Regions from separate parts of the Homo sapiens genome. Here region 2 is linked to region 1. Evidence: chromatin loops called from intact Hi-C (ENCODE). Cell type or tissue: GM12878. All regions are shown on one strand. Each heading gives the region's core, and the rest is flanking DNA. Links, peaks and the distances in the headings are about the cores only. Region 1 overlaps LOC105374493 (a long non-coding RNA gene). Region 2 holds the start of LINC01097 (long intergenic non-protein coding RNA 1097).

The links. A loop is a pair of places that touch in the nucleus more often than their neighbours do. Peaks named below come from ENCODE experiments on the same cell type or tissue, not always from the same donor. Only the 100,000 strongest peaks of a DNase experiment are listed, where the experiment ranks them.
Region 2: it touches region 1 in a loop (3-fold over the local background); 1 of 110 quality-filtered maps calls a loop at or near these places.

What each region holds. Positions count from the first base shown.
Region 1 is chr4:12,923,307-12,928,683 of GRCh38, forward strand. All of the region lies in intron 1 of LOC105374493 (a long non-coding RNA gene), which reads right to left. Among named protein-coding and RNA genes, the nearest start is that of RAB28, 560 kb to the right of the region's middle. In GM12878, for the core only: no CTCF peak of the experiment used is centred there; a DNase peak (open chromatin) is centred at 3,265.
Region 2 is chr4:13,526,579-13,531,955 of GRCh38, forward strand. LINC01097 (long intergenic non-protein coding RNA 1097) reads right to left here and starts at 4,839. Exons shown (of 4, transcript NR_034054.1): 1 at 4,570-4,839; 2 at 2,344-2,524; 3 at 1,573-1,668; 4 at 1-1,315. RefSeq lists an enhancer at 1,719-1,798. In GM12878, for the core only: no CTCF peak of the experiment used is centred there; a DNase peak (open chromatin) is centred at 2,063; H3K4me3 peaks cover 926 bases; H3K27me3 peaks cover 154 bases.

The DNA.
Region 1 (5,377 bases), core at 267-5,266:
CTATCAGATGCCCATCACTGTGCTCCTAAGAGAGGGAGAAAGTCACTTAGCTCTTCTCTTTTGGTAAAATTCAATAAACATATTAATGGCCTAGTGTGTAATCTGCTAGAAATAAAGATGAATATAGCAGGAGTTCTTTCCTTCAAAAATATATGAAGAGCATACAAAAGTCACTTATTATACATATAAGGGTAATAGAAATATAGATGTCAAACACTACTTTATTAACAGTGAAATCAGCAACTGATAACCCATTACAGAGCTCTGCTGAAAATTCTTTAGGCACCTGAAGCTGAAGCTCAAGGCTGAAGCCAAACCTCTGCTCACCTAGACCCCATCACAGCTAACCCCTGGGATCTTACTTTGGCCTACAGCAAGGGGAGAAGAATTATTGGAAGTTCCAGAGTCCATTCACTCTGCCACTTCTCCATTTCAGAGAAGCAGAGACAGAGTAAGACAGAGTGGCAGAGAACGTTGAGATGTATTAGAGGAAGCCTAAAAGAGTTTTTGCTAATGTAACCAATCAGATTAAGAATTTCTTCTCCCTTATCTGAGAATTAAAGAATAGCACCAGGGATAAGAAATTGTGAATTTTTCTTACTTAGGATACTAGAGGAAAGGGAAATTAGACCCAAAATAATGAGTTAGGAAACTATTATACTTGGCCAGTTTGAGGGCTTCCAAACTATGCTTTTGCTTTAAATGATGGGAATACATCTGATAGAGAGAAAATGAGAAAAAACTCAAAATCATGGACTCTCTGAACAAAAAGAGAGCCTCAAAATAATGCCACAGTTTTGAAGTCTTGTCAGCTGAGGCAATGACTATTAATTTACTCAGCAAACATTTTTAAACATCTTCTATGTACATTCACTGCACTAGCCTTGTTAATTTACAGAAACAGACATAATTCCTGACTTCAAAAAACATCCATTTCCATGCCGAGCTATATCCATAAACACATGGAATGCAACATGCTAATTGCTGTAATGAATGGGACCAGGCGAATGTAGAAGAAGCACCTTGCTCCACCATGTGAAGAAAGACTCCAGTAAAAGAGAACATGTGAGCCGGCTCTTTGAAGCAGGAGAAAGGGCTGACTGAGCTAGTTGACTAAGTGGAGGGAGAAACACTGACTTGACAAAGGAAAGCAAGCATGGCAAAACCCATTGTGTCTGGAGAACCTGTTATTTATATGTCTATTGAGCTCCCAGCATGCGTGCAATACAAGAGTGAATAATAGAGTAAAGTCTCTGCTGTCATGAAGATTTCAGGTGGCTGTGGAGGAGGGGCAGCATAGATAATAAACAAACAACGATAGAGGTATTTTTAGAAACCAAATATGCAATGTAAAAAATCAAATGAGCTAAATGGTATAGTTCCAGCAGAACTATTTTATTTGGGACATGGGAGCGTCATCATGGAACGTGTCTTTTGGCTATGACAGCCAAACCCAAAAGTTAAGAAGGATTCTTAACATGTGAAGACAAGGGGGTTGAACACTGACCAAAGGGAGCAGTAAGAGAAAACATTCAGAGAGTGGAAATGACCTGGAAGACTCAAGACATAGGTTGAAGGCCCACATGGGTAGAGATTGTGAGTGGGGGATTAGGTGGAAAGACAGATGATCAAAGAGAGGAGAAGTGGCCACATCATGTAAATCCTACAAATGTTTGACACAGTAGAGGCACAGAGTGGAGCAACTACAGTAGTAGCCAGCAAGGCAGATTATAAAGGGCCAACATGCTTCACTGTGAAATTTGGACTTTCACCTGTGTGATAGTGATGTTTATGTGTGAACTGGGCCACAGGGTGCCCATATATCTAGTTAAACATTATTTCTGGGTGTTAGTGAGGATGTTTTCCAGAAGAGATTAGCATTTTATTTGGTGGACAGAGTAAAGCAGATGGCCCTTCCCAACTAGAGTGGGCAGAATCTGATTTACTAAGGACACAAATAGAATGAAAAGGCAGAGAAAGGTTATATTTGTCCCGCCTCTGCCTGATAGCTTGAGCTAAGACATTGATCTTTTCCTGCTTTTGACATTCCCTGGTTCATGGGCCTAACTCAGACTAGAATCTTCACCATTGGCTTTCCAGCTTTCAGGCCTTTGAATTGCACCACTAATATCCCTGGATCTTCAGTTTGTACATAGCAGAATAGAAGACTTCTCAACTTCCATATTTGTGTGAGCTAATACCTTATAATAAATCTAGATAGATAGATAGATGATAGATAGACAGACAGACAGACAGACAGACAGCTATCTCCTATTGCTTACATTTCTCTAAAAAATCCTGACTAATACCACCTGGAAAACTGCAATGTTATTCCCCTCACTGTAACTGGATACTGATATAAAGGAGCCAGATTGTGAAAAAGTTCTAACTTTACTTTTGTTAGCCAGTTGAGTGGATGAAACGCTATGACCCAGATAGTATCCAGCCTCTCAATATCTTAAAAATAGCCTATAAGGGATGTTTGCAACAGACAAAATTTGGGATTTACCGTCAAGAAATTATCTATTTGAGCCTAAAATCCAAACTCAACAGTCATCCAGAAAGAGGCAAATTCACAAGTTTTTTTTTTCTTTCTTTCTTTTCACAGGCCCCCTGGATACAGAATGTCCACTGTGAGCTAACCAGGAGAAAGAAATCTGGCTTTACAGTGCATGTAATCTGGAGAGCAAGGAAAGAAACATTTAAGCTGTTATTCAAACAAGTTTCATTCCAATTACTACTTTCCTCTCTGTCAGAATCAATTATTCTCAATGTTGACATGGCCATTGCTTGTGGAGGTGATTGGAAGATCTGCTTCCATATTTTTCTCCTGGTGTTTTCTCTTTTCTTCAGCTGTTTTTGGTTGTGGGTTGCTCTATAGCGTTGTTGTTGATTTTCCCACTGGAGCCAGCACCACAGTGTTGTTTTTACATGGCCATAAAATAAAATGAATGTACACAGGAAAAGGAGCTTTGCTCCAAGTCAAGTACAGGACAGCTTAGCTTAACATGCACTCAATTTCACAAGCAGAGACCTGTTTGAGGGACCTGTTTACTCTCATTGCTTACAGACACAGTGACCATTTGCTTTGTGACATCCCCACACCTACAGTGGGCCCCAGCCAGACAAGGACTGACAAGCCAGCTCATTTTTGCCTTGTGGCAGTGGGAGAAACACTGATCTCCTGATGACTTTGATGGGCTAATTGCAGCAGCACACTGAATTAATCACACCACACCACCGCTGGGCGCCTGTCAGCACCTCCATGACGCTATCAACTGGGGCTGTTGAGTCTACATGAAATAGAGAAAAGGGAAGTGAAAAGAAAGCACTTAAGTATTTCCTAATATGTGGCTATTAGACTGAATTTAACCACTGGTCAAGCAATCAGGTCGGATCACTTTTTACTCTGTCATCTTGAGTTGTCTTGTGTTATTCTTTGCTTGTCTTCTGAAAGCCAAGCATGAGTTTCAAAATGATGGCAAGCATGATTAAACTTTAAAAAAATGTATTCAGCTGCACTTGAGAAACATTTCTGAAATTTATATTATTTCCTGTCAACGCCCTAGGGAATTCAAGAAATATAAGTTAAAACTCAGTAGGGTGTTAGGCAGAGAGATGTGGAAGAGTCAAGGGCACCCATGCTTTGTTTTTATGTTACAGCCAAATAGAATTTATTTCTATCCTCTGCTTATTTCCTGATTCTTATGGCATTCAAGACTTTTCTCATAGAGTTATTAAGTAATAGAATTTCTTTTTACAACCAGTCCAACATTTACATGTTCAGATTATATCCATTAAAAATACCACTGTTCTTCAAAGTTAAACACCCCCACTAGCATTTCTCTTTGATATATTCCAATAAGAATAATTTATTCCTAAATTTTTTAAACACTCAAGGCCAGGAAGTATACTGTGTTCTCTTGATGATTTATCTCCAGCACATAGTAAGTGCTCAATAAGTACCTGTTTAAATAAATGTTGAATGATAAATTCTTGAGATGCAACCCAACACACCTCCTAGCAGCAGATCATAAAAGACTGTATGTATCATTGTTATTCGGTATACACACAACTTTGGTTCCAATTTGATTCAATTCATCAAATATGAATCATGCAGTTGAGAAAGAAAACATCAAAGATGATTACAAATGTCTGGATGACCAAAACAATGGTATTGTGATTCACTTACTTATAAATTCACTAAGGTGGACTGGATGGCTTGTCTATGTAACAAGTGACTTTGTCTGAGAGCACATAAAAAATTTGTATGATAGATGCCATATCAGAAACTTCCCTAAAATTGTTTTGATAAAACAAAATATAAACCTCTCTCCAAAATGGAGAGGAAAAAGAAATTAGTTCTAACTGAGGAACTGGGGTAAACTCCACCTAGGACACGTGAGCAGCATCTTCAAGAGTAACTCACCAAGCAGAGTAGTGAAGGAATAGTGTTCCCAACAGAGGGATTAGAAAGGTGAAGGGATAGTTAGCTCTCCCTTAATGCTGTCTGGCTTTTCAGTACCAATATCACTCTTCACAAACTTGACACTTTCCTGTGTTTATTTAAGATCCCATGAGCTTTTGGTAGAGATGATGCTTCTAGCTTTAATATTTGCATCCCTCATGATAGAAACAGATGTCTCAACTGCATAGCCACGATAAATCCAAGCCCCCCTGCCAGCCTAGGAAGTATCGTAGCACACATAGGTGTTCAGGACCCAAGTTCCTTTATGTTCTATCAATGCTTTCTTCACTTCCCCACTATTTCTAGCACCACAATGATCAATCTGAAGCCTTCATTCCTACAAACATTTCTAGCAGCTCACAATACTAGTTTATAAGATACTTGGATATGACATTAAAAGGGTGGTTGGTGATCAGATTGCCAGGCTGTGCCGTCTATACCATATCTTTCCAAACTATTCAAATACTAGACACACAAAAATACATATTTCCTTTTGTTTCCATGTGACAATGCCTCTTCAGCCTTACTAGTTTCTGAGCCTCTGGGTATTGGCTTCCAGAATCACTGTAATTCTAATCCTGTGCCCTACTTCTTAGCATCTTACTTTCAGATACTCAGTAATTAATGAGGATTTACTACACAACTCCACCCATTTCTTGTAAAACTGGCATAACTAACCAATTAATCAACATAGTTATTCAACAAATATTTATTGAGTGAGAACTACATGCCAGCTCTGCTCAAAGGCAGGGATGCAAAGAGCAACAAAGCAGAATTAATCCCTGGTGTCACACAGTTTATAGCACAATGGTCTTCTACATCTTACTGAGTAAGTTTCTCTTGAATATCTTCTGTTTTAATATTGGTTTAATTGATTTATCCCAGTTCTGAAGGCTGGGAAATACAAAA
Region 2 (5,377 bases), core at 67-5,066, 600 kb after region 1:
CTGCAAGGATCCTTCAGGCTTCATGAGCCTTTGGTAGCTTCCATATTTGTTTGCTTGAATCTCAGGCAAATACCTGAGATTCCTTCCCAGGTGAGCTGTGGTGTCTTTGAAAAATAGTTAATGTATATCGAGTACTTACTATATACACCAGGCGCCAGTAACTGCGTACTTGCTACATGCCAGGCATTATTCTAAGCCATCTACAAGTTTAAACTCATTTAATGCTCAGCAAAACCCTGTGGGATAGATTCTATCACTGCACCCAATTTACAGATGAGCAAACTGAGGCCCAATATCATGCAATTAGTAAAAGGTAGAGTTGGGGTTGACTCTCAGGTTGTCTGGCTGCAAATGATCCTGTGCTGGATGTGAAAATGGAGGTTCCATTTGTTCAGAGGCCTCTGCATTAATATTCATCATATCTTTTTCTCCCAATTTACATACAGGGATTTCTTTGATGGAATTTTCCTGCTTATCTAAAGCTTCAAGCAGCCTAAGAAAACAGCAGAGCCACTATCTTCAGGCTTGACCTCCGTCTTCTTACCAGTAAAATGAGCAGCTAAGGCAACTCTTGGAGGTTTGAGGCTTGAGACGTGTGCCTGGAACCTGAATAGCAGTTCCACAGCTTTAGGGCGCGTTCTTACAGGTGCCAGCGGTGCGACTACATCCACTCACGGTTTTTTGCCTATTTTCTAGGAGTTACAAAGTACATTCACAAACATCCTTGCAAAATCGCAAAGAAGTGTCCACTGCTGCTTTAGAGCTGGCCAAAAGGATGAGCCAAACAGGCTTCTACTCTGTCCTGATAATCAAATGTTTTCAACCTCCCTCCGTGGGCACCTTCAACTTATTTATGTCTAAAAATGTATTGTCAAGACGCTTCTTTTTTGATCAAGGCCCGATTTGGGTGGTGGGGCAGGGTAGGTGTTACCGAGAAGCCAGAAGCATTAGCACTTACACTGGCTGGTTCACCTTGGCCACATCCTCTCCACATCTCCTCCCTGGGCGTCCCCAAAGTCACTGGGTCAGAACCGAAATGGAGGCTTTGGCAGCGACCGCGTGTGATCCACAGCAGACGTCGGAAGCAGGAAGGGGCGTCCTGCGCGGTGGGACCCGCGCGGGGGCAGTGGCGCAGGCGCCAGGAGGCAGGTGCAGCACCGAGCCCGGTGCGCCGCTGCAGGCGGGTGCACGGGTGGCGAGAATGGGGAGATGTCGAGTGAGAGCCACGCCGAATTTCAGACCTTGGCGCGTGATTTCTTCTCCATCTCTGTTTCCCTAATGGGCACCTGGTCTCGTTGACACTCGTGGGTCATCGCTGCTTTTACACAAGGAGAAGTGCTCTGAGACTCGAGCTGCGCCCGCAAATTCAGGGTGGGCTACGCAGGGAGGGCCTGCGGCTCGCCCACAACATCCTCTCAGCGCTCAACGCCCCCCATCACTCCCACATCCCGCCCCCCGCCCCCTCACCCGCTCAGGGGTCAGCCGGGACTACAGATAGCCTCTGGGGATTCCCCGCCAGCCTCCGGAGAGCTCAGGGCTTTGGTCCTGCCTCCTTGCCTGACTGGGGCGTACCTGCAGTGTTCCCCTTCCAACCGCTCAGCAGTGGCGCAAGTGCTTCCTCCACTTGCGTGGGTGGCGTCTCAGCGAAGGTCCGCGCCCTTCGAGTGTCTGGAAAGGAGCCGTGTTGAGCTTGCAACCATTTTTGGAGTGGGGCATCTTTAACCCTATTTACAGAGGCGGTATCTGAGGTTTCTGTGATGTATTCCTAAAAGCAGGGTTAGTAAATTGTGAGCTAACTCCACTGGCCCCCGCGTGGATCTCCCTACTCCCCAAGAAAAAAATGCATTGATCTATATTAGAACTTCAAGTTAAACAGTGAGGCCCTGGTAGACGGGGTTACGTCTCTACTTCTGTATCTCAAGAGCTTCGCCCGGAGTCTAGCTTCAAGTGGGTAGAGGGTGAGGAGGGAGGAATGGGGGAGAGGAAGTGACCCCCAAAACAACCTACAAAATGTTGGTATATAGTAGGGTTCGCAGTATCCCCTGGACCTACTAAATTGGGTAACACGCGGGGACACGGATGTGAGAGTCTTAGTTTCGGCTTTCCGTCTACTAACCTCAGTTTCCTCACACCAGAAGTGGCCATAATTAGTCACGCCTGGTTTGTGTGAGTGCCGAAAGTGAGAGGAAGGTGAATTGCATCATCTCGTATTAGCGCTGTGATCTTGAGCAAATTACTTACCCTCTCTGTGCCTAAATTTCCTGGCACGTTGTCAATGTTTCCCCGAAACACCCCCCAAACCCCCCCCGCAAAACAAAAAACAAAAAACAAACAAACAAAAACCTTTGCCTGTCTTGATGGTTTTGAGGCTTGCAAATAAAAGGAGGGAGCCAGGTCTGCCTTTCCCGGGCTGAAGGACAAAAACAGTCTCACCACTGGGAATGGTTCTGTGCAGAATTTTCTCACCAATTACTAGCCTTGAGATCTTGGATAAGCTGCACTCTCCTCTGCCCTCAGTCTCCATCTATAAAACAAGTCACGGAAGATGCAACAGTCTCTGAGGCCCCGTCCAAGCTCTGGTCTTTGCTCCTTGGTGTAGGGGGCCCTCAGGTTGGAGGAAGTGGTTCAAAGGCTAAAGTTGGGTCCGTCCCGTGGGCCCCTCCCACTCCCCCCTTTTGGGCGCGGCTCGGGGGTGGAAGCCCTGGGCGACAGCACAGCTTCGCTGCGGCGGGGAAGGAGGACCGTCGGGCCCAGAGTTCCCGCCGCCACATATGGTCTGTGGATTTAGGTGTCAAAAACCGGAGAATTAGAAATGGTAATTTTCCGTCATTATGGCTGAAATGCGATCTGTCACAACAACTGGAACATGTCTCCGCGCTAGCGAAAATAATGTTCGTGATTAGGAATCATTACGCACGTCAAGCCGAGTCCATTAAGTTGTAGGGAGAAATTAGCCTTGACGGGCAGAATCAAACTACAAATACACAGGCCTCGCCTTCAGGAGGCCAAGCGGCGGCACTCGGGAGGAGGCAGCCGGAGTCGGTGTTTTCTTAATAGGAAACTGTCCAGAGAATTAATACTCCCTTCCCCGCACCCCTGTGGGATTCTCCCCTCCTCTTCCCACAGCCTAGTCCCCACCCTAGGAGTGGGAGGGGGCGCAGAGGCGTCGCAAACATTAACTGGAGGCTTTGAAGTCCCACAGGTCCCCCGGGCCAGTTCCCGCCTCACCAATTCCAAGCTGTGTGACCCTGCCCAAGTCACTTGACCCTCCTGAACTTTGCTTGCTGCTCTGTAAAAAAGGTATAATCCCACACACTTCATGGGTTCTCCCCAGGATTCACCGAAAGGTATGGTCAGTGCAAGCACGTGGAAACCGCAGAATCTGTTCAACCTTCTTTCCTTTCCTGGAGCTCCAGTCTCTGCCTTACCCTGGTGAAGTGGTGGGGACTGCAGTGTGTGTGTGTGTGTGTGTGTGTGTGTGTGTGTGTGTGTGTGTTGGGGCTGAAGCATTGGGATTGAGTGCCCAGAACTGGGAAACTTGCCAATCAGGCATTGAGCAAGGAGGCCAGAATCTCTGAAACTGAGGAGGGTGAGCACGGAGCAACTGATGTGCCTTGCTGGGCCTTGTACCCTCCTTCCTGTCACCCCAGGTAGGAGGAACGGCCCTGGGTCCTCCGCCTTGCCTGTGAGGCCCGCCAGAGCTACCTGCACACTAGGATCTGCACTGTCACCAAGGAGTGGCACGTGGTAAATGAAGCCAGGATTAAAAGCCTTCCCTTTCAGGCTGCTGCCCCGGTCTCCACTGGAGACAAAAAAAAAAAAAAAAAAGCCATTTACTATTCACAGTAGGGAGTTTTGGAAAGATCATCTCCCTCTTCTGCAGATAGGAAGGAAGGGAAGAAGAGGCTGAGCAGGGTCTAGAAAGGCGGGTTCCATCCAGCCTTGTGTGCCTGATCATCTTTTAAGAGCTTGCTCTGTGCCATGCACCCACTCCAAAGGGCTTTAACTACGTTATCTCCTTTTATCTCCAAGCCAACCTATGAGTCTCCTTATTCCTTGGGGAGAATGAGGGCCTGAGTTTAGGGAACTCCTCCAAGGGTCTGGAAGCTGGGAAGAAGCAGAAGTGGAAGATAAGCCTGGCCCTGCCACCAAAGCCTGTTCACCACTCTGCCATTTGGAGCTGCAAGGCTTCAACCCACCAAGTCTTCTATCTGGCTTTTTCATGGTTCCTATGGGCCCTCAAATTCCACCTCTCAAAGGGCTCAGGAAAATGAAATGCGCTAAAGGTAAAACATTCAGCTCTGTGCCTGACATAACATTGATGCCCATTTAGTCACTTACTCTCTCCGGGCCTCATTTTTCTCCTGTGTAAATGGTACCCTTATCGCTGCCTGGGGAAACCAACGCACGTGTGGCCCGCGCTGAGTAGTTTGGAGCCAGACAGACTAGGTTCGAACCCCAGCTCCACCGGAAATAGCCGCGGCCAGGGTAGTGTTGATCCCCAAAGTGGGGTAATGGAAGTTGAGCTGCTGGAAGGAATGAATGAAATAATTCATGGAAAGCACTTACTGCAGGACAGGAAAGCGATTAGGCGCTAAATAAAGCGCTGGTTACCAGGATGCAAAGATTGGCCCGCACAGGCTTGGAGGTTTGCTGCCCAGGGAGAAGGAGAAGCAGCTCTCAGGCCCTTTCGGCAACTTCTCGGCTTCCCTTGCATCTCTGAACGTTAGTGATCCGGACCTCAGATCCGGTTTCCGAGGGCGCCAGGGTCCTAGGGCTGAGGTCCATTCAAATGCTTAGGCGACTCTGCCGCAGGCCTCCGGAAGAGGCCCGGTCGTTAAGAAAGGGGGCGGGGTAAGGAGGAACGGCTAGCACCTAGAGCTGGGGCCTGGCCTCTGCCCCCACCGCCCTGCCTTTGGCAACCAGCGAATCAGGACTGAAACGTAGGGACACAGAGGGACAGAGACTAAGTCCAGGATAGCGACGATCAGTCAGGCAGACATGGAGACAGAGAGATAGTGACATGGCCTTAGGATCGGCAGCCACGAAAAGCGCTCTTACAAACATCTGATATTCCAGTGACCTTCCTTCACTAACTCCCTAAATAATACTGCGCCTCACAGGCGCTAATCCGCAGCATATTTTATTTTTCTTTTGGCACTGCCATTTCTTGTCTCCCACTAGACTGTAAACTCCACCAAGCGGGCAATCTTTCTTCTCTGCATCCCTGGCACAGAGTAGGCTTTCAGCTACTTTTGCTGAATATCTGAGCACTAAATAAATGAACGAGCAAAGAAAGAAGGAAAGAGAGAACAGACAAGGATTTCACAACAAAGATTTTTCTCTTTAAAGAAATCTCTGTTTACGCATTTCCTCG